Linked DNA regions of Homo sapiens: region 2 is linked to region 1. Evidence: chromatin loops called from intact Hi-C (ENCODE). Cell type or tissue: endothelial cell of umbilical vein. All regions are shown on one strand. Links, peaks and the distances in the headings refer to the core of each region. The heading gives the core; the rest is flanking DNA.

What was found. A loop is a pair of places that touch in the nucleus more often than their neighbours do. Peaks named below come from ENCODE experiments on the same cell type or tissue, not always from the same donor. Only the 100,000 strongest peaks of a DNase experiment are listed, where the experiment ranks them.
Region 2: a loop joins it to region 1, with 2.9 times the contacts of the local background. A loop is called at or near these places in 3 of 110 quality-filtered maps.

Annotation. Positions count from the first base shown.
Region 1 is chr11:111,223,465-111,234,871 of GRCh38, reverse strand. No RefSeq gene overlaps it. Among named protein-coding and RNA genes, the nearest start is that of POU2AF2, 17 kb to the left of the region's middle. In endothelial cell of umbilical vein, for the core only: a CTCF peak has its summit at 4,317 (motif pointing right); a DNase peak (open chromatin) is centred at 4,281; H3K4me3 peaks cover 657 bases; H3K27me3 peaks cover 146 bases.
Region 2 is chr11:110,576,191-110,587,597 of GRCh38, reverse strand. It overlaps ARHGAP20 (Rho GTPase activating protein 20), which reads left to right. Exons shown (of 15, transcript NM_001384657.1): 12 at 1,273-1,382; 13 at 3,861-4,050; 14 at 5,163-5,277; 15 at 6,373-10,555. The coding sequence ends at 8,228. It overlaps LOC124902753 (a long non-coding RNA gene), which reads right to left and starts at 3,865. Exons shown (of 2, transcript XR_007062888.1): 1 at 3,053-3,865. In endothelial cell of umbilical vein, for the core only: no CTCF peak of the experiment used is centred there; no DNase peak of the experiment used is centred there.

The DNA.
Region 1 (11,407 bases), core at 2,417-7,416:
TGTGCTTTATTAATCCTTCACTTCTACTTCCTTTTGTTTTATTTTGTTGCTCCTTTCCTAAATTTCCATATTTGTTTCCTAACTTCCCTAAACCACTGTTTAATTTGTTCGTTTTTATCCCTCTCAGCGTACCAAACTACCATCCTAAAAGTTGTAACTTACAAACTACTTATCAAATTCAATATTTTTTCCTCCATCTGCCTCATCAGTTCTCTTTGTTTCTGATATAGTTGGACCTTGTTGAGAATTCTTTTTATCTCCCAGGACACTGCACACTCCTGGTTTTTTAGCTTTTCAGATATGTCTTCTTCCTTCTTCTTTCCCTGAAGCTTCTTCCCCTACAATTAAGGCGTGTGAGTTTTCTAATGTTCCGCCAGCCCCTTGCTCTATGTTCTCTTTCTTGGCGACCTCTTTCCTCTTCATGTCTCTTTCCCTACAGACTACTTTTAAATCCATATCTTATACAAGAAACAACTTTACCTTCTCAGCTTCAGATATACATTTTGAGCTGCTTCTAGAAAGCTGTGTCTGAGTCTGCTAGGAATTTAAACTTAATGTTTGGAACTGAACTCTTCACCCTCCTACCCTCACCCAACCTCAGATCATGCTCTGACTTCCATATCTCAGTTAGTAGCATCACCATTTTTTGAGTGTATAAACCTTGAAAACTCTGAGTTATGCTTTATTTCCCCCTTTCATTTCCAGCATTCCACAGCTGTCGGTCTTGCCTTCATCGTGGGTTTCTCTTCAGGCCCCTTCTCTGAACCTACGACCTGAATCCAGTCTGTGCTGTGTCCTCCTTGACTTACGGTAGTTTTCTGTTAGTTTTCCCGTGCTCAGCATCTCCATTTTAGTCCATCTCAATTAATGTTAGAGCTCTGATCATTTCCTCCCCAACTACAAATCTCAGATGACTGCCCCTGGCCCACCAGTGAAGAACTGGTTCCTCACCTGTCATCCAAGTCCTCCACAATGAGGCTCTAACTTCTCTCAAAACTGTATTCTCCTTATGCCTTATTCTGTTATCCTCATTTCTTCCTAAATTTTTTTGGTAAAATTATTATTTATTTATTAGATTTCCAACTTTTATTTTAAATTCAGGGGTACACATGCAGGGTGTGCAGGTTTGTTAGACAGGTAAACGTGTGCCATGGTGGTTTGCTGCACAGCTCATCCCATCACCTAGGTATCAAGCCCAGCATCCATTAGCTATTATTTATGATGCTCTCCCTCCTCCCACTCCCTCCGACAGGCCCCAGTGTGTGTTGTTCCCACCATGTGTCCATGCGTTCTCATCATTCTGCTCCCACTTATAAGTGAGAACATGTGGTGTTTGGTTTTCTGTTCCTGCTTTAGTTTGTTGAAGATAATGGCTTCCAGCTCCATCCATGTTCCTGCAAAGGACATGATCTTGTTCCTTTTTATGGCTGCATAGTATTCCATGGTGTATATGTACCACACTTTCTTTTTTTGTGTGTGCAGTTTTTTGAATACCTTCATTGAGGTATAGTTGACATACAATTAATTGCACACTTAAAGTGTACAATTTGCTAAGTTTTGACATATACCCATGAAAGCATCAGTATAATAAAGATAACAACCATATCTGTGTGCAGTGGCTCACGCCTGTAATCCAAGAAACTCAAGAGGCAGAGGCAGGAGCATTGTTTAAGGCCATGAGTTTGAGATCAGCCTAGGCAACATAGTGAGACCCCATTTCTACAAAAAATAAAAACCAATTAGCCAGATATGGTGGCATGTGCCTGTAGTCCCAGCTACTTGGGAGGCTGAGGCAGGAGGATTCCCTGAGCCTAGGAGTTTGCTGCAGTGAACCATGATTGCACCACTGCACACCAGACTAGGTGATAGAGTGAGATCCTGACTCAAAGAAAAAATGAAGGCCAGGCACAGTGGCTCATGCCTGCAATCCCAGCACCTTGGAAGGCCAAGGTGGGCGGACCGTGAGGCCAAGAGATCGAGACCATCCTGGCCAACACGGTGAAACCAATGTACCACATTTTCTTTATCCAATTTATCATTGATGGACATTTAGGAGCATTTCTATATATATTTTAATCCTCAAACTTTGGTTCATACTGTTTTCTCCACTGGTAACATTTTCTTCTGTTGTTTACTAAAATTTTATTTATCCTTCAAATCTTATCTTATACACATGTCCTCTGTGAAGACTTTCCTGTTGTCCCTGAACTGAAGGTGATTCCTTCCTCATTTGATCCCTGCAGATCTCTCTATTGTATTTGTTTTTCTTCTCTCAACTGTACTTATTCCTTTACTTGCTTTGTGTTCCCATTAGATCTTGAGTTCTGAGAAGGCTGAACTACCTATCTCCTGTAAAATGTGACCCAGAACCTTTTAAATAGTAAGTGCTCAAATATTTACTGAACATAGGGAAATTCTCTGAAAGGTGGTGAGGAAATAAAATGGAAGAGTCACTGAATGACTGAGTCCAGAAAAATAGCTTGATATTTTTCTGAACTGTAACATGAGAGATAAATAAACTTTATTTTGAAGACACTGTAACTCAGGGCCTGTTACAGCAGTTTAGCCTTTCAGGCATATACAATTGGAAACACGACTATGTTAAGTATGTTATGACATAAATACATCACTAATATAGACATAGGAAGGCTCATTCATTCATTGATCCCTGGGGATGATCAGTTCTGTATGATAAATAAATAAAGACCCAAGGGAGATCCCTTTAGCCTACATAAGTTTAGGGAGCTCTTCAATGGCCTGAGCTTTTGCAATAAGGAGAAACAGCAGTCTGGCAGCTGTGGCAGGAATCTGAGATCAAGTGGAGAGGCTCCTGACACGACTCTGACCAGCAAAACCATCTGACCGCTAGTGAGACTGAGCCCTGAGCTCAGCTTAGAACAAAAGGTGAAGTCACACTTCACTCAAGGATAGAGTCAACATTAAAAAGTGAAAATAAAGGTGAGTCAAAATAGAAAAGAGAGAACGGGGCAGGGGAGCCTGAAACTTTAGGGAGCTGAGTTACAGAGGCTAAAGGAAAGGTGAAGGAGTGAGTTGCAGTGTCAGTCCTGATATGCCCGAAGGGCAAGTCCTTGATGGTCAAATAGAAGAAATGCCATCCTCTGCCTTGGTCTGAATACTGAGGGGTTGCTGGGGCTGGGGTGCCTGGAGAGCAGATGTAACAAAGCCCAGGGGCAGAGAGAAACATCTAGAGTATCATTCTTAGAAAACATAACAGAATATCAATGCCTGCAGGGTCAAGGGTTCCATCACACCTTGCACGCTGCTAACCTGAACAGACTTGGGACCAAATCTGTACAGACTGACCATCATTCAACCTGGCATAAATTGACACTAAACTTGGCCACTTCCTGAATCTGATTTTGTCTGTTTTCCACCTCTCCTGTCTGATCCTTTGAATGCTTGAAATTTCCCCATCTCCCCAGGTTTCTAGAGGTGGAGTGAGGGAGCCCAATCAGCTGCCTAGTTTCCTGAGGTTGGACCCTGGCACAAACCCTTCTTATCAACCATCCTGAATTGACTTCACCAGTTGACAGCCTCATCTGCACCTGACACCAATGTATGAACATTGCTCAGAGTTCTAGAAGCTGTATTTAAACCTCTCCCCTCAGACTGAATCTCCTATCTGCCCTCCTTTCCCTAACTCTCCTTATTCACATGCCTAATCTAGACTACAGTTCTTTTGGGGGTGTTGAAATCCATTGACCTGACCTACTAACCTCCCTCACATAAAAGTTCTTGACCCTGGCCGGGCGCGGTGGCTGACGCCTGTAATCTCAGCACTTTGAAAGGCTGAGGTGGGCGGATCACCTGAGGTCGGGAGTTCGAGACCCCTGGCCAACATGGCGAAACCCCGTCTCTACTAAAAATACAAACATTGGTCAGATGTGGTGGCACGAGCCTATAGTCCCAGCTACTCGGGAAGCTGAGGCAGGAGAATCGCTTGAACCCGGGAGGCGGAGGTTGCAGTGAGCCCAGATCGGGCCATTGCACTCCAGCCTTGGCAACAAGAGCGAAACTCCGTCTCAAAACAAAACAAACAAACAAAAACAAAAAAACCCGAACAACAACATAATAGTTCTTGACCAGGCTGGCATAAAAAGGACATCTTTTAATGATGCGTAGCTGTAGGCTAGAGGGGAATGCAGAAAGGAGGCTTTGAGCATGAGTAGTTTTTGCTTTCGATTCCCTTTTCCTGCCTTGGGCGATCACGATTTCCCCTCTTGCCTCCTTTCACCAGGGACATTCATTTGGGAGTATTTTCAGTTTAAGCCACTAGGTGGTGCCTCAACCCTATCCGCAGCTCGCCAAAAGGGCTTGCCCCGGCAGCTGGGCAAGAGCGAGGATTTTTTTGGGAACTGCAGTGACCTGGAAGGAAGGTACTCTTTTCTTCCTGAAAATCGCGGACATCAACCTGAAATGCTCCTTCCATGACTGGTTGCAGAGAAGGAATCCATTTCCCGACCTTCCCTGCCTATCCCTCCAATTCTTTCCCCTACGCTTTGCTGTGGATCACTACATAGCATGGCACATAGAGGAGGTGCCTCTTTCTCTGAGTGGTCTGGGCATGCAGAACTCTCTAGTTTACCACAGGTGGGAAAGCCATGTGGTTAAGGGCACAGGCTCTGAATCTATAGGGCCAGGTTTGAATCCCGGCTCCACTTACAAATGATGTAAACATGGGCGAGTCACATAGCTTCTCTGTGCCTCAGTTTCCTCATCTGAGAAATGGGGAGAAAGACATTGGCCTGTCTCAGGATTGTTCCATTGTAATGATGTAGCTGTTATTTATTAGCACTAGATTTATTTGATCCAGTTAGACACTAGATGAAACCAAGCAAACTTTGGTCCTTGGTAGGCTCCATTTGCCATCTTCCTGGCCCTCACGATAAAATACGAGCCCACATCTTTTCTAGTCTTCTAAGAAGGATTCTTGGTATGCCTCCTCCTTCCAGGACTGAGAGAACGCTACTTCTCCTTCTGACCACAAAGCTGACACAAGATTGGTAATCTGCTCCCCTGGCCTTGAATTTTTTTCTGTGGGAGGCAGAACCCCTACACTGTAACTCCAGCGTTCCAACTCAAAGTTGGCTGCCCCGCCCCCCACATCCTGCCCACAATCAGCTTGCTCTCGGCACTCCCTTCCCTTGTAACCATTGTGCATCTAACTTGGCACTTTTGTTCTGGTTTACATTTCTGGGTACTCTGATATAAAACCTTTGAAATCAGTTTGGTATAAAATCATTTATTCAGTGATTCTTATAGCCAGGTACTGTGCCAATATGCTTTGTATCTGCTGGGCATTGTTACTGGAGTGCGTGTCTTCCCTCCCAGCAGTCTAGGGGTGGGAACCGGCTCTCCTGTCTGTCTCCACATTGCAAACAGTAGGGACTGCAAAGTCATTGGTTCACTGGCCAACTATTGGATGCACGGAGCTGTGAAGGGAGAGAACACAGTCAGCCCCCTGGATACAGTAGTCCTCTATTCTTTATTAAGTTTAAAATGAAATTCCCATCTTCTTAGGGGCTTACTCTGAAAATCACTAAGAGAATAACCTCTACTCTATTGATAACAACTCTTGGCCTCTCCGACTTCTCTGAACTGTTTGTGCTTTATGTCCTTCCAATTTGTCCTCCAGTTAGTGGCTTCTTGACTGACTGTTGGGGGTAAGTGAGGACTGGATAATGGGGAAAATAAAATCTTCCACGAGCTGAGGATTTTTGAGATGATCCCCCTCAGGTGTCAGGGTCTTGAAGCCTTGGGAGCCGTTCCCTGCCGCTAAACAGCTGTTTGATTTCCTCAGCTGGAGAACTAGCCCTTTCTTCCTGACCGGCTCACGCAGGAGCTGAACCTTTTGGTCAGGAGAGGATTTCTGTGTCTACACACAAAAGATATACATAGTCTCACTCATCCCTGACAAACAGATTTGTGCCTTGGATTCTGTGGTGAAAATATTTTGTTTTTTTTTTTCTTTTATTAAAGCTTGCCCATTTTTTGTTGAAGGCTGCTGAAGGATGTTGAGTGGTCCTTCTCCTGATATCCCTAAATGGGCACTAGGGCCATAGCTGGAAACAAGAGGTGTGAACTATCTTCCATTGTAAGGAGACCCACCAAGCCCTGGAGGTCCCTGGAAGCCACCCCCACCCAGACTGGTTAGGAGGTAACGAGTAGCTCCTTCTACCATTAGCCACTTGTATCCCTCTCGCAAGTCTACATAAGAAAACTAGGAAGGGGGTGCTATGGTTTGAATCTGTGTGTTCCCCCAAAATTCATTATGATGGAACCTAAGACCCAATGTGATAGTATCAAGAGGTGGGGCCTCTCAGAGGTGATTAGGCCACGAGGGCTCCACTCTCGGAAATGAGATTAGGGCCCTCGTGAAAGGGTTCAAGGGAACTAACTCAGCTCTTTTTGCCCTTCTGCCTTATGCCATATGAGGACACACTGCCCCTTCTGCCATGTGAAGATGGAGTAAGAAGTCCCTCACCAGACACCAAATGCTGGTGCCTTGATTTTGGACTTCCCAGCCTCCAGAACTGTAAGAAATAAATTTCTTTGTAAATTACCTAGTCTAAGTCTAAGATAGTTTGTTACAGCAGCAGGAATCAACTAGGATGGGATTGTGTGAAGAAGGAGGAATGGGGAAGAAAGCCATGAGTGTGAGGCATTTGTGTTGAGAAATTATTTCTTCTCTTCCCCCTGAGGTGAAATTTATATCCCCACCCTCTCACCCCCAGCCAGCCCAGTGAGGCGAGGCTCCAAGAAAATTACTTGTAGAAATTAGAGGTGCCTTGGAAAGGGAGGCTGACATCTTGGCCCCCAGTTGGATGACTTGCTGATCTGCTCTGGGCCCCACTAAGCAGGAGAAAGAGAACTGAGAGATGGCAGGGCAGGGTGGGGGTGTGACCAAGGCAAGTATGAACATGTCACCCATGGGCCTAGAGGTCACAGGGGAAGGTAGCTTGAGCCACTTCAGATAGCTTCTGGCTGGGTGCGGTGGCTCACACCTGTAATCCTAGCACTTTGGGAGGCCAAGGTGGGCGGATCACGAAGTCAGGAGTTCGAGACTAGCCTGACCAGCATGGTGAAACCCCGTCTCTACTAAAAACACAAAAGATTAGCCAGGTATGGTGGCGTGCGCCTGTAGTCCCAGCTATTCAGGAGGATGAGGCAGGATAATTGCTTGAGCCCAGCAGGTGGAGGCTGCAGTGAGCCGAGGTCATGCCACTGCACCCAGCCTGGGCAACAGAGTGAGACTCCATCTCAAAAAAAAAAAAAAAAAAAAAGCTTCCAGATGAGAAGGGGACTCTGGCAATGAGTTGTCATGGTGCTGTCACAAGTACCCCTAGAGGTGGAAGCTATGGGGAGCTGAGAGGTAGGACCAGAGACAAGTCTCCTGGGTCAGGGAAGTGTACTATGCTGGGGCCTGGGAGCCCTGAGGAGAACTCTCACATGGGCTCCTTGAAAGAGCAGGGATTTGAACACCAACCACATTGAAGGTGTTTAGAGCTTGTCCATGCTTCCCTGAGAAGCAGAGTAACCTATGGGGAGAGGAACCATAGCAGTCAGTTGTAAGAGACACCTCCTTCCAGCCCTCTGCCTCCTTCCTGCTGACCAACTGAAGAAAGCAGGCCTTGAAGAGTGGGTGGAGGAAGCACCTCCGAGCCTTTACGCCCAAGTCTTAGCTTAAACAAACCGTACTCACAGGAGGAGAGGACATGACGTGTTAATCAAGTTTGAGATTAAAGTTTTAATTGGAGTAGTTTTTTTCCCCCAAGTGACCAAAACAAAAATGACTTTATAATCACATATAATAAAAGGTCAGTAGGCAGAGCAGTTCTTGGACTGGTCAATTAATTTATTCAATAATGTCACTGGGGAATAAGGTCCTTTCCAATTCCGTTGGCTGATTCTTACTCTCGCTACCTCAAGGTCCCCAGGTGGCAACCACAGTTCCAGCTGTCATACACAAACAACAACCTCCAAGTCATAACAAACCACTCCAAACTTAGTAGAGTAAAACAAACACCATCTTACTTTGCTCACAGATTCTCTGGTTCACAAATTTGGACAAGGCCCAGTGTGGATGTGGGTAGCCTACCTCTGCTTCACAATATCTGAGGCCTTGATTTCTCTTCCACACTGCTTTTTAAAAATGTAATTACATATTTTTAATCAACTAATAATAATTCTACATATTCATGAAGTACATATTGATGTTTCAATATACATAATGTGATCAGATCAAGGTAATCAGCATGTTCATCTTAAACATTTACTATTTGTTTGTGTTGGGAATATTCAATTTCCTCCTTCTAGCTCTTTGAAACTCTACTTTATTAACTACAGTTATCCTACAGTGGTGTAGAAAGCTAGAACTGATTCCTCCTATCTAGCTGTAATTTTGTATCCTTTAAAAAAATCTCTCCTATCTCTTCCTTCCTCCTACCCTTCCCAGCCTCTAGTATCCTCTGTTCTACTTTTTACTTCTAGGAGATAAGCTTTTTTCTGCTTTCACATGAGTGAGAACATGAGGTATTTAACTTTCTGTTTCTGGCTTACTTCACTTAACATAATGTCCTCTAATTCCATCCATGTTGCCCCAAATGACAGGATTTCATTGTCTTCTAATGCCGAATAATATTCTATGGTGTACATATATCACATTTTCTTTGTCCACACATCTGTTGTTGGACACCAAGCTTGGTTCCATATCTCGACTACTGTGAATAGGGCTGCAATAAGCATGGGGGTGCAGATGTCTCTCCAATATAATGATTTCTTTTCCTTTGGATAAATTCCCAGCAGTGTGATTGTGAGACCATATGGTAGTTCTATTTGTAGTTAGGAACCTCCATCCTGTTCTGCATAGTGGCTGTACTAGTTGGCATTCCCACCAACAGTATATAAAAATTCCCCTTTCTCTGCATCCTCATCAGCATTTGTTACTTTTCATCTTTTTGATAATAGCGATAACTGTGGTTTTGCTCTGAATTTCCCTGATGATTAGTAATGCTGAACATTTTTTTCATATATTTTTCAGCTATTTGTATATCTTCTTTTGAGAAATGTCTCTTCAGATCCATTGGATTTTTTTTTGCTAAGAAGATATTTCAGTTCTTCATAGATTCTGGAGATTAATCCCCTTTTGGATAAGGAATTTGCAAATATTTTCTCCCATTCTGTAGGTTGTCTTTTAACTGTATTGATTATTTCCTTTGCTGTGCAGAGCTTTTTAGTTTGCTATAATCCCATTTGTTTATTTTTGCTTTTGTTATCTTTGCTTTTGAGGTCTTATTCATAAAATCTTTTCTCAGATGAAAGTCTTGAAGCATTTGTGCTATGTTTTCTTCTAGTAATTTTATTGTTTCAGGTCTTACATTTAGGTCTTTGATCCATTTGGAGTTGATTTTTGTAAAGGGTGACATGTGGGGAGTCTAGTTTCATTCTTTTGGATATGGATATCCAGTTTTCCCAGCACCATTTATTGAAAAGACTATCTTCTCCCCAATGAGTGTTCTTGGCACCTTTGTCAAAAATCATTTGGCTTCAGATATGTGGATTACTTTCTGGGTTCTCTGTTCTGTTCCATCAGTCTATGTGCCTGTTTTTATGTCAGCACCATGCTGTTTTGGTTACTACAGCTTTGTAGTATATTTTGATGTCTGGAACTGTGATAACTCTGGCTTCGTTCTTTTTGCTCAGGGTTGCTTTGGCTATTTGGGGTTTTTGTGATTCCATATAAGTGTTAGGATTTTATTTCTATTTCTGTGAAAAACGTCATTGGTATTTTTATAGGGATTGCATTGAGTTTCTAGATTGCTTAGGGTAGTATTGTTATTTTAACAATATTAATTCTTCTGTCCTATGGGCATGGGATGTCTTTTTATTTGTTTGTACCCTCTTCAATTTCTTTCAGTAGTGTTTTGTAGTTTTCCTTGTAAAGGTCTTTTACCTCCTTGGTTAAATTTATTCCTAGGTATTATTTTTGTAGCTATTATAAATGGGATTGCCTTCTTGATTTCTTTTTCACCTAGTTAATTTGTTCATGTACAGAAGTGCTACTAATTTTTGTGTATCAATTTTGTATTCAGCAACTTTACTGAATTCGTTTAGCAGTTCTAAGAGTTCTTTGGTCAAATATTTAGGTTTTTCTGTCTATAAAATTATGTCACCTGCAAACAATGGCAATTTGACTTTCTCCTGTCTAATTTGGATGCTCTTTATTTGTTTCTCTTGCCTAATTGTTCTGACTAGAACTTCCAGTCCTACGTTGAATGAGTGGTGAGAGTGGTCATCCTTGTTCTAGTTTTTAGAGAAAAGGCTTTCAGCTTTTCCCCTTTCAGTAAGATGTTAGCTGTGGTGGACTGACTTTTAATAATAGAAAATAAAGGACAAAGTTTTGAAATCTTCCTAGGATGCAATTAAGGATGCAAAGGGCAGATTTGATTGAGCTTCAGTGAAGGAGTAATTAAATTAGAGAAAAATGAAACTGCTTTGTGTTCATACACCATTGAGTTGAGACAGAGCAATATACTGGTTACAAGCCTCTGGAACATGATTTGTTCCAAAAGGGACACTTACGTCCTTAAAAGAAAAGTTTATCGTATAAAAGTAATTATAACTGATAATTACTTTTACTTGATAAACTTTTCTTTTAAGGACGTAAGTGTCCCTTTGAACATGTTCAAATTGTGCCATTTTCTGTTTTCAAACCATTTTGCCTTCAAAGAACACAACGTGGGAGGTGAACAAGGAGAGTAAAGGCAAAAGTAATTATCAGTTATAATTATAATTATATTTTATGTTTTATATTTATATTTATAATTATAATTATAACTGATAATTACTTTTATCAGTAAGAAGTTGTAGAAGTTTCTGGATGAAAACATAGATTTTTCCTAATACCTTAATCAGGTGCTATCTTAATCAGAAACAAATAATAAAAATCACTTGGTGTTGGGTCTTTATAGATTTTTATGTACTTTGAAATGAGAGTTAGAGATGAAGATGTAGGATTATTGATTGCCTTCTTAGAGTAAACTCAAAGTCCACGAAGAATCCAAAAAATCATGTCTATTGAAACCTTCTCAGACCAGACATAGGTATTGGAACATCTATGGAGCTATTCTAGAATTTATTTCCATCTTGACTGATTTGGTTCACATATTCAACCTAGAGGAGCTCCAATTCATTCTTTTGGATCTGATGAATTCCTATAGAGCTTTAGTACCTTTTCCTCTCCCAATCAGGAAAAATGTAGCTAGCTGTTGTAGATTACCACCTTGTGGATGGCACCAGGCATGGTTTCCCTTGGCTGACGATTACTTTCCTTGCCTGGTCACTGGCCACCAACTGTGGTCTTAACTCTAAGATTCCCTTTTCTACT
Region 2 (11,407 bases), core at 3,196-8,195, 650 kb after region 1:
ACATGTACAAAGAAGGGTCTGTCCCTACCCTGGAGGAGCTCATAAGCAAGTGGGGAAGATGCCCACATAATCAGCTGATTGTAACAATAAGTTATCACAGCTTCTATATTACTGTTATAAACATGATATCTAAGTAGCAAGTTGTGTGTTGCCTTCAATAAGGCACATAGATAAAATTATTTATTTGGTTTAGCAAGAGGTAAAATTGCCCAATTGCAGACTTTCACCTGTCCTCATGTTGCAAGCATGAAATTGCAAGAGGGTAGCCAACCATGTGTATGGTACTTAAACACGATATTGAGTTTACTCTGCCTAAAGTTTACTAAGGTGGAGATCAGACTGCAAGCTTGACCTTGGTAATGCCATACCAAAAGCAAGAGAGACAGTTGGCCTAGAATCAACTCTGTAGGACCAGGACAAGAACCAAATTTTGTTATTTTTAAGCTTTTTGTAAACAAAAGCCAAACAACAAAAGCTAAACAACAAACATACTTGGTCATATCCTGTTTGTGTCATAGTTCAGCCTTACCACACTCAGCCCTGCCAGTGGTCTCAGTAGAATAGGGTCTCCTAGAAAAGGATAATATCCTGTGGACATGTTATTTAGCATACATCAGGCATGAGTGTGCTGCCTAAATTTCTAGAACCCAGCCATCACCTGAAATGCTCTCTCTCTCCAAATATATGAGAGCCTTTCTACAGGGAATACAGGGAGAAACCTTAAGTACCTCTTGATGCAATTTTGCACTAATAACACTGGAATATAAAGTTCCAAGATAACAGAGACTTTGTTTTAGTCACTTCTCTATCCCTAGCAACTTAAATAGTGCTTGGCACATATGAATAAATGCATGTAGAATGATTCAATGAATGACTACCAGACAATGAACCTCATAGATACCTTGGTACATTTCCTTGAACTAGCTGTCTAAGGGACAGGGGAAAAGGAATTTAGGATGGTTTACTGCCAGACCTTGTCATGTCATACTAGTTCACTAAAATATATGCAAACAGTAAGTTTCAGCCAAATGAGTTGTCCTTTATTTTCCCACCGTAATGAAGACTCCAGTTATCCCAATGATCTTTGCTATAAGAAAATCAAAGTACATGTTTCTGTGTCCCCAAGTCAATGGAGAGTTGGCGCAGAGCTCTGTGTAGTTCACAGAAGAGAGTACGTAAGGGAACTTTTCAACAAAATGTCTTCTACTTTCTCTAATACATATTTGGCATGAGGATAATTATTTGAAATATTTGTTTTTCCATCTATTTAAGGATTTTCTGCGAAATATTCCAGGAAGTATTTTTTCATCAGATCTCTATGATCACTGGGTCTCTGTAATGGATCAAGGAAATGATGAAGAGAAAATAAATACTGTTCAAAGGTAATTATTCTAATTTGGTCATGTCTCAAAAATACTTTAAAAATATTTTATAAGATTATTTATTAAAATAATGACAGCTATCAAAGTCATATCCATGTGGACCAGTTTAAAAATAGATGTATGCTAGTTTGTCATTGTTTTCCTTCTTAATCTTATAGTTGAACATTGTAATACTTGAAGATTGTACACCTTCCATATACCTGAATCTGATAGGAGCTGAAATCCATTAGTCCACTAGCTAATACTATACACCCAATCTTCAGTTTATGATCTTAATTTTTGTAAATATTTAACCAGACAACTCATCATATATTGCATTCACCAACTGAAGTCATACAGAGAAAATGACTTATTCTGTCTTCTCATGGAACTCAGTCTGGTAAGGTAGATAGAAAAATCAAGAATTACAATGCAGTACAATCAGTGCTAGAAGAGAGATTTGGAGAGTGTTGTGGAAGCACAGCAAAGACACAGTTAAGTCCTTGAAAAGTGGAAAGGAAAAGCAGAGTTGCAAAGGACGTCTGATCACAAAGGATGTACTGTCTCTACTCATGCAAAGGGAAATTGCTGGTAGAACTCACTACCCCATTCCTGGACTTTTCCTGCATTATAAGAGAGTAAGAAAGAAATGTCCCTTAACAAAAAGCAGTATTTCTAGTTCTGTGAATACTCAAGAATCTCAATATTATTTACTTGCATTTGCTTGTTTAGTACAGTTGTTTTTTCTTAAGCAACTTTCATATATGAATTATCTACAACTTTCACCAGTAGAACATAGTACAGCTGCTGAAGACACCAGAAACCAAGGCCGTTTAACAAAATACCACCTCCACTTCCATTATAGTTTGGCGTAAACCATTCAGATAGTGAGCATCAAATTCTAAACTGTGTTGCTATATATCCTATAAGCTGTTAAAGGATTTTTTTGGAAAAAGGTAAAATTATGACTCTCATGCAAATATAAACACGTGAAATATTTTGTTTAAATCGTTTATGAGGGAACTAGTAAGATTAGTAAGATGTTACAACCAGTTCAAAGGAAATTTCAAAGTTGAAATCATATGTATATATTCATATATACATTCACATATATTCATATATATTCACATATATTCATATATTCACATATATTCATGTATTCATATATGTTCACATATATTCATATATTCATATATATTCACATATATTCACATATATGTTCACATACATATTCATATATTCATATATATTTTCACATATATATTCATATATTCACATATATTCATATATTCATATACACATATATTCACATATATATTCATATATATATTCACATATATTCATTTTTACATTCACATATATATTCATTTATATATTCACATATATATATATGAATCAGAAATGCTAAAGTGAATTTGCAAATAAATACAAACAAAACTGACCTCTTCTATCAGGGCAGGGATGCAGATCAATCAGTTCTCTCCACCAGAATTTTCACATCTTTAGACAAGTATTAGATGCACTGCTATCAGTTAGTTATAACTTACACAGAGTTGTAAAATAGCTCTTATTGTGAAAAATCTTAGGGCCCCATAGAAGCAGAAAACCCAAAAGCTTATGCTAGATGCCTTATTTTCCATTGAATACACCCAGTAATCTTTTGTTCTATTTCAAAGTCCTTCATAACTTACCCTTACAAAAACTATGCTCATTGTCAGTCCATTGTACTAAAGAAAGGCCTCCCTGCTATTTGTGCAAGCAGCAGTCAGACTATCATCTTTTCCCTAGGTTGCAGGTTTCTATTGAAAAAAAAAAAAACAGTCATGAATATCAGTATATTTGTACTTTTTGGGATAATAGTAGTCATTTTTGCTGACTGATCATTTACAAATCCCTTATCAATTACAACATGAGAACAGCAGAAAATCTACTATAAGCAACTGATATGTGAAAGTGATACAATGAAACAGATTTAGGACAAAATTGACCTTGGAAGTTGGTGGAGCAGAACATAAGCTCTCAAAATGGACCTGGACGTCTTGATAGCTAAGGTTTGGGTTCTTACCAAGAGACAGCATTTCTGTGTTGCTACTTAAATGAGCATTTTATAAATTGCTGTTTAATTTTATCAGAAAGCTTTTTGTTGTTTTTGGTTGAAAATATTCTGAAATGTTACAGGATTGGCCTAAGTTTGCATTATGCTAGTTTCAGGGAAATATTTCAGGCAGCATTTTTTTTAATGAAATATTTTTCTGCATTCTTTTACATTTTCTTTGAGATGTGAAGACAATATACAAAAACAAAAAATAAATTCCCAATGCCTATTTTTTCTTTCTGTACAGGCAGTCCTCACTTTGTATGGTACCATGTTAACTGAAACTCTTGCATATCTGAACTGTGTTCTTGATTTCCCTCTTCCCCATTCAAAGTGAGAGTTGCTTGTCTTTACAAGTTTTTGAATGAAATGTCTTGCTTAAAGAGTAATTTTTCTGTCTTTAGGCTATTAGACCAGCTTCCGAGAGCCAATGTTGTTCTCCTAAGGTATCTTTTTGGGGTGTTACACAACATTGAGCAACATTCCTCATCCAATCAGATGACTGCATTTAATTTAGCTGTGTGTGTCGCTCCAAGTATTCTTTGGCCTCCTGCTTCCTCCAGCCCAGAACTAGAAAACGAATTTACAAAAAAGGTAATGAAGTTTTTCATTTTTATGCCCTGGGAGACTGAGTCCCCGTTTTGAAACTGAAATTTGGGGTATTCTAAAAGATGATTTCTTAAATAACTTAAATATACCGTATCCTTATAAATTTGACTTTACTGGTAGACTATAGGAAAGTGAATTGTTAAGTAGAAAATGATAGCAGATGGGTTACTTCTCTTTTCCCTTTAAGGAGGCTAAACACCATGATTAAAACCATAAAGTGATAAAGCAGCTGATAAGATTTTTTAAATGAAAAGAAAAAAAGGACTTTGGAACTAGGACAGCTAAGCTTCCATTCTCAGCTCCACCCCTTGCCAGATGTACAGTCTTGGGCAAAATTACATTGACCCACAGTGTCCTCATCTAAAAATAAAATGGAGTCGGTGATAATACAGTAGTTACTTGAAATCACACTCCTGTAGTCCCTGACAGTTAATAAGGGGTGTGGGGATATCAGTTCCCTTTGCTCTTAACATTTCTCCTGCCCCTTGGCCTCAGCTACTGGGGCAAGGGAACTTCAGAAAGGTTCCAGTACCTCTCAATGGAGTCACAAAGCTCCCTAGTAAACTCTTACCTTTCCCTGCAAGCACCTCTTGTTAGGGAGCCTATCAGAAGGTGGCAGTACATGGATAGACCTGTCAGCCAAATGACTGGGTAGAGACTAGTCAGGAACACAAGTTTTCTTTCTAGCTGTCTTTCTCCTTCACAGTGCACTCGCAGATGAGCCCTCTTCCCAAGCTTATGACAGCCTGCCCTTTACACAAGAAATAGTTTTTATAAGTCTTTGTCTAATGATGCTTTATAAATTTTAATAACAAAATATATTTCTTTACCCAATTTTACAGACAGAGCCATTGGTATAAAACATTAAGCCAAGGCTACAAATAATAACTTTAGTCCACTGATTACATTTCTATGCCCAAACTACTTTTAAAAGTATCATAGTTTTTTAGGGAAACTGTTTAATGTACTTTTAAAGCCGATATGAATTTTTCTCTGGGTAGATGTGGTTTTTGTTAAAAATCAGGATTTATATATGAAATGTGATTTATAAACATGTAATATGAAAAGTAATACTTCGTTTGTCCTTTTTCTTACAGGTTTCCCTGCTTATACAATTTCTGATTGAGAATTGCCTTAGGATATTTGGAGAAGAAATCACTTCCCTCTTCAGAGAGGTTTCAGTGAGATGTGACACTAGAGAGAATGCCTCAGGTATTGTGAATAATTGGATTGGTTTTTGTGAGAAACAGACACATGGTTGTTTGTAAACGTGCTGGGATAGGGGTTTTCCTGGAGCCCACAGCAGCTGAAGTGAAAGGAGCCTCTGATCCAGGTCAATGGGGCCCAGGGCTTTTTGATCCTTCCTTAGATGGCCTGCCAATAGGTCAGCATATGTTAACAGTGTAGTGGGATTAAGAACTATATAGAGATTAGGTTCCAGCCTTCAATAAGTTAGTGGCAGCATGCTGTGGTATGATGTTTTTTGATGGGCTTTTTAACTTTATGAATAACCCTAATATATATAATAGAACTGCTATGGTTGAAACTGGTGTAGAAAGCCCAGAGGTAGTAGAGGCATGAATGTTTTTTTTTTTTTTTTTTGTCCTCTCCTTCCTTGTACTGGTCCCTCAGACACGTCAGAATTCTAGTGTGCTATGAAACAGTTTGAAACAACTAGCATCATTTGAGGTGGGGGAACACTGAATTCGAAGACATACAGCTGCCTTCAGAATATGAATCCTTGTGCCATCAATTACTAGATATGTTATCTTTGGCCAATTATTCTATGCCACTGAACATCATTGTCTTTATCTCTAAAATGTGGATGAAAATAATGTCTAACTTTTATGGTTGTTGTAAAGATTAAATAAGGTAATGGATATTAAGGAACTTTGTAAAAGAGACATTGTTAGAGTTAGTAAATGGTTTCCCCAAGACTAGTGTTAAGTATGTATAACCACTAGCAATCTGTTAGAAGGCAGAGTCTTACTCAGAATCTGGATATACTTATACCATGAAGGCAATAATTCCTTCATATTTTTTACCATTTCTTGGTCATATGACATGTTCATTGCTTTAAGAAAATCTTACTTAAGGAAAGCCCATTCGTCAGGAACTGAGATAAATCTCCTATACCCCAGCAATTTTATTTTTATTCTTCACTAACAATTGAGATTGTGAAAGATTCTCTCTTTCTTGAGAGTAGGAATTTGAACACTTCACATGAAAAGAGAATTTGTTCTTAAGGAAGCATGAGTATATTTGTGGTAAGTAAATATGTTAATCATGGTTTAATTTTTTTGACAGATATTTCTTGCTTTCAACTGAATGACTCCTCCTATGACAGCTTGGAAAATGAGCTAAATGAGGATGTTGATGCACCATGCAGTGACTTGGTAAAGAAACTTGGCCAGGGGAGCAGAAGCATGGACTCTGTCTTAACCCTCAGTGACTATGATCTTGACCAGCCCGAGGTGGAAGGCCTTTTAACCCTAAGCGACTTTGACTTGGCCCATTCTAAAGATGAAGATGTTCAAATGAAACGGCCTCTTGAATCCAAGCCGGTGAACATTTTAGTGTACACAAAGATCCCACTGCGGGATCATGCCAGGGCCCCATCTGCCATGTGCACACCCAGCTACCTGTCCACAGCTGCAGCAAATGCTGCAAAAAGCCTGAGGCGACACCGGCGTTGCTCAGAGCCCAGCATCGACTATCTGGATTCAAAGCTTTCCTACCTCAGGGAGTTTTATCAGAAAAAGCTACGCAAGTCCAGCTGTGATGCAATTCTTTCTCAAAAAGATGAAGACTATCTGAAGCAGAATCAACCCCTCCAGGAGGAAGGAAAGACATGTTTTAAACAGAGTTTAGTCACAGGCACTGATGTCAGCAAGAAAAATGCCACTACTCAAAACACTAAGAAGAAAAGCTTGTCTGGTAGTGAAGGAAATCACGTGAAACTTTTCCCTAAGTCTAAGCCAGTGGCCATTTCTGTGGCATCTTATAGTCCTATGTCCTCACAGGATCATTCCAAGAACCAGCCCTTTGATGTGAATACATCTGGATACTCCCCACCACACACAGCAGATGCCCTCAAGGGTCCAAGGACACATCGGCGCTGCTCAGAGCCCAACATAGAAGACCAGAACCGCAAGCTGACCTATCTCAGGGGAATTTATTCAAAGAAACAACATAAAACCAGCTGTGAAGCTGGTCTCTTGCATGGAGAGGAGGATTATCTCAAACGGCATAAGTCTTTGCAAATGGAGGGGCAGAAGCTCATTAATCAGAGTTTAGTCATGGGGATTGAGGTGGGCAAGAGTAGTGCCACAAACCAAAACACTGAGAAGGTTTTACCCCCAAGATTAAACCTTTGCCCAAGGACCAGCTATTCCAGCTTATCCTCCCCAGGCACTTCCCCATCCGGCTCATCAGTAAGCTCCCAAGACAGTGCTTTTTCTCAGATTTCTGAACACTCTGTGTTTACACCCACTGAGACTTCCTCTCCAATAGATTGCACTTTTCAGGCTCAGAGAAAACGGGAAGACCTTTCTCCTGACTTTAGCAATGCCAGCCATGTTTCCGGAATGCCCGGTCCCTCATCAGGGCAGGCTTGCAGCCGCCCAGCCTATACAAAGAAGGACACCATGGAGTGGCATTCACAAATGCATTCTGTAACTCTTCATCCCAGCACATGGTTGAGAAATGGTGTGGCCAGTTTGAAAAACTGGTCCCTCAAAAAGAAAGCAAAGGCAGCCAGACCAGAGGAAGAGAAAATAGCTTCTCCAAAAGGACCCTTAGAGCCACCCCCACATGCTTCTGGTGTTCCAGAAGCCAACTCACTGCAAGAGGAACAAAAAGACTTGCCCTTAAGGGCAGCTGAAGGACTGTCCCCTGTGCAGTCAGCCCAAAGGTGTAGTTCTTCTCCCTTCCAGGACTCAGAGAGACACTGTAGCTCTCCATTCAGCCTGGTGGAGAGCAGACTTAAGCTGTGCATGAAGTCACATGAGGAAATAGAGCCTGGTAGTCAGAGCTCTTCTGGTTCTCTGCCTTGGGAAAGAGCCTCAGCCAGCTCTTGGACTCTAGAGGATGCGACCAGCCCAGACTCAGGGCCTACAGTGGTCTGCGACATTGAGGACAGGTATTTAACCAAAGACATTTAAGCATAGTAAGAATCTGATGTCCACAAGAACAGGAACTGGGTTAATAATAATAGACAATAATTATTATGACCCCTTTGTATAAGATACCTGGGAGAGGTAGCATAAGGATTATCATTGCTAATACTTAGGACAACGAAATAATTCTCTTTATTGAGACTACTTGACAAATACTTTATGCTAAAAATTTTGTCACCTAAGTGTTTGGGAGGCTTTTTCTTATTAAAGGTTGGGATTGGTCCTGTCATGTGGTTTTAGAGATACTAACAGAGGGCTAGAGAAAGCATCTTCTGCAGAGGAAGCACTTATGGGAACAGTCTGTGAGATTGATGTCCTGAGAAGACCAAGATATCAGGAATGAGGAATAGGGGCCTGAGGAGAGAGGGGAAGGGTACAGAGAAACCATCTACATTCCATGGAATGTTTTTAATAAGTAGGCAAGAAAAATGCCACTAATCAAAGCATTAAGTGTGTCCAGTAATGAAGAACATCATATAAAATCTTTCCCTAAATCTAAGCCAGTGGCCATTTTTGTGGGATCTTACTAATCACGTGTCCTTACAGAATCATTCCAAGAACCAGCCCATTGCTACAGCTAGAGTGGAGAAAAACAGAGTGACTCAAAAGCCATGGGTACCATGATATCAGTTTTGTTGGTTGTATTTGTCGGTTTGTTTTTTCATTCATGTTGAAGTGCTTTGCAAGGCTTCAGGAAACAGAGTTGTGAGGAGAAAGAAGAAAATGGCTGCCCATTTCAGTACCCTTTCAAAGGTATCTCTGCCTAGGAACATTCTTCAGAAATGCAACTTCTTCTATTTAGAAGGTGACCTCCTGACAGCGTTCACTCTCAATATGGAGGAAAAGACCACAACAACTGTCCTTTCTCAATTACACAAATGCTGTTAAAATGTGATCAAACCATGGCATCACTTTGCTGAAATGTTTCTGCACAGTCCTGCCTCTTAGATTACAGTCAGCCAGAAAAACATACTTATAAATCATCCCTTTTCTGATTTTTGTAGTTTGGCAATTGAGAGAGCAATATTGAGGTTGGCCGGTTATAAGGAGTCCCACAATAGAATACCCAACAAAGTGGCTGCCAGGCCTTCTCAGACAGCCATTTGCTTTGGGTTTTGCTTCCAGACGTTGTTCCATATTTTTGCCCCAAATGTTTCATGGCTTATACCCCATTGGTTTATTTTATATCCATGGACCTTTCTTTCTCTGCTTTCTTGACTTAAAGGTTGCAGCAGTACATCTCGTCACCTAGGAATAGATTATCAGGCCTTGCCAACTAGTATGCAGGGATGGCACTAAAAATGGATGTGCATCTTCTTTCACATTAACTACTAACCTATAAGAAGTTGCTCTGAGCCCATTTATTTAAACTCTTTAGTTCACCATCAGATGGACCTTTCTCTCACAAGCTAGCTTATTCCAAATTATTTGTCTTATTAATCACCAGAAAATGGTCATATCAAATGTTCTTTCTTTTTTGTTCTAAAGGTTGCATTTTCAGTTATAGGGGAAAAAATATTTTCTCTAAGATAGAAGAAGTTATTTCAGTATTAGCTATAGGTGCTACCTACCTCTTGGGGACATGGCCCTGTTTGCGCTAACCATTACAATGATCTTTTAGAACTCTGTATCCAAAGAGCTACTTCGTGACACTGGCCATCTGAGTCACAGATGTGAAGTCGATTTCACTTTATAACTAACCAGTCCTACATATTAAGACTTCTAAGTGTCCATATGCATCTTTTTTGGTATAATATATAAAGTCAGCAGGGACTCCCCTTTCCCTTAGGGCATACTACTGTCAGTCAGAACTGCAAGATGTGAATGAAGCTCTTAACGGCTTGGAGTGTCTTTCTGGAAGAAATTGCCTTTTTTTTTTTTTTCATGTTAGCAGGTAAAAAATCATTCACCCAATTTGAAGCATAGAAGAAAATAGTTGCTGAGGTTTTTTAATAACCATTCCTACTATCTGTGTTCCCTTAGATACTCCTGTAATTCTTAATGTGAATAGTTTGTTAATATTGCTGTAAAGTATTATATTGTATGATTTGAAGACAGACTATATGTCATTTTATTATACTCCATCAATCTATAATATATTAGACTGATGCTTTATCTAAAATGCTTTGAGTTTGTATAATATATCTTGACAAATTTTACTACCATATGTTATGTAATAAATGTGTATTTTTGTACTTGCAGAAACTGCTGCTAACTTTTAAAGTTGTTTGGTTTTCAAGGCACTGATAATGGATATGTATGAAGTCCATGCTGTCTGTTAAATAAAATGCCATTCTGCAGAATTAACCATCCCACCAGAGCAATATTGCCCTTTGTAGAATTGTTCTAGTTAATGATCCCAATCTCTGCCTAACATTGGAAATTTCATAGAGTATAATCTAACATTGGAAATTTCATAGAGTATAATTAATGTTGAATTTGAACCTTGAGCTTTTAGTCAGAACCTGTGGTCAGTCTGTCTTTTTAGGAAAAGTGGTTTTTTAAAATACTTTTTTTCTAATGTTATTTACCAAACAAACAAGTCATGTTTTAGATACAAAGTCTTCATTTTCTTAGCATTGTGTTTTCACTGTGCTCCTGGAATGAGATATAGTCAGTATTCTTATGTCAAAGAACCATAAGATCACTTCGATTGTGTGAGATTTTCTTATCTAAGTTTGGACCATTCTAACCAGAATACCCAGATGACCCCAGACACATACCAAGACATCAGTGCTTTTCAGGTCATATAAATGTATTTAATATGACGAGATTGTCATGACTACTACAGCTTTGCCATCTGAAAGTTGGCTGAGGTTCCCTCTGTGTAAAGTTAATCACTATTTCAAAGGGATTCAAAAACATATTCTACTTTAGTCCAGACAGGATTTCTCTCTAAATATTACAGAAACACAATGATAATTTCACTTTTTAAAAAGAGTCTTCATCTAAAAGCACTGAATTTAAGAGATTATCTCCTTTGTGCTTTTCTACTTTTCATGACATGACATTGCTTCGAAGGAATCTAATGTATATCTTTGAACCAATGCCATATTGTTTCTGCTGAAAAAATAATTCTAAGAATATTATGTATCTTCATCCAAATTTTGGTGGCAAGTGTTTAATTTGTATTTTCCTTCCAGGTCATGTTTTGTTTGTTTTGT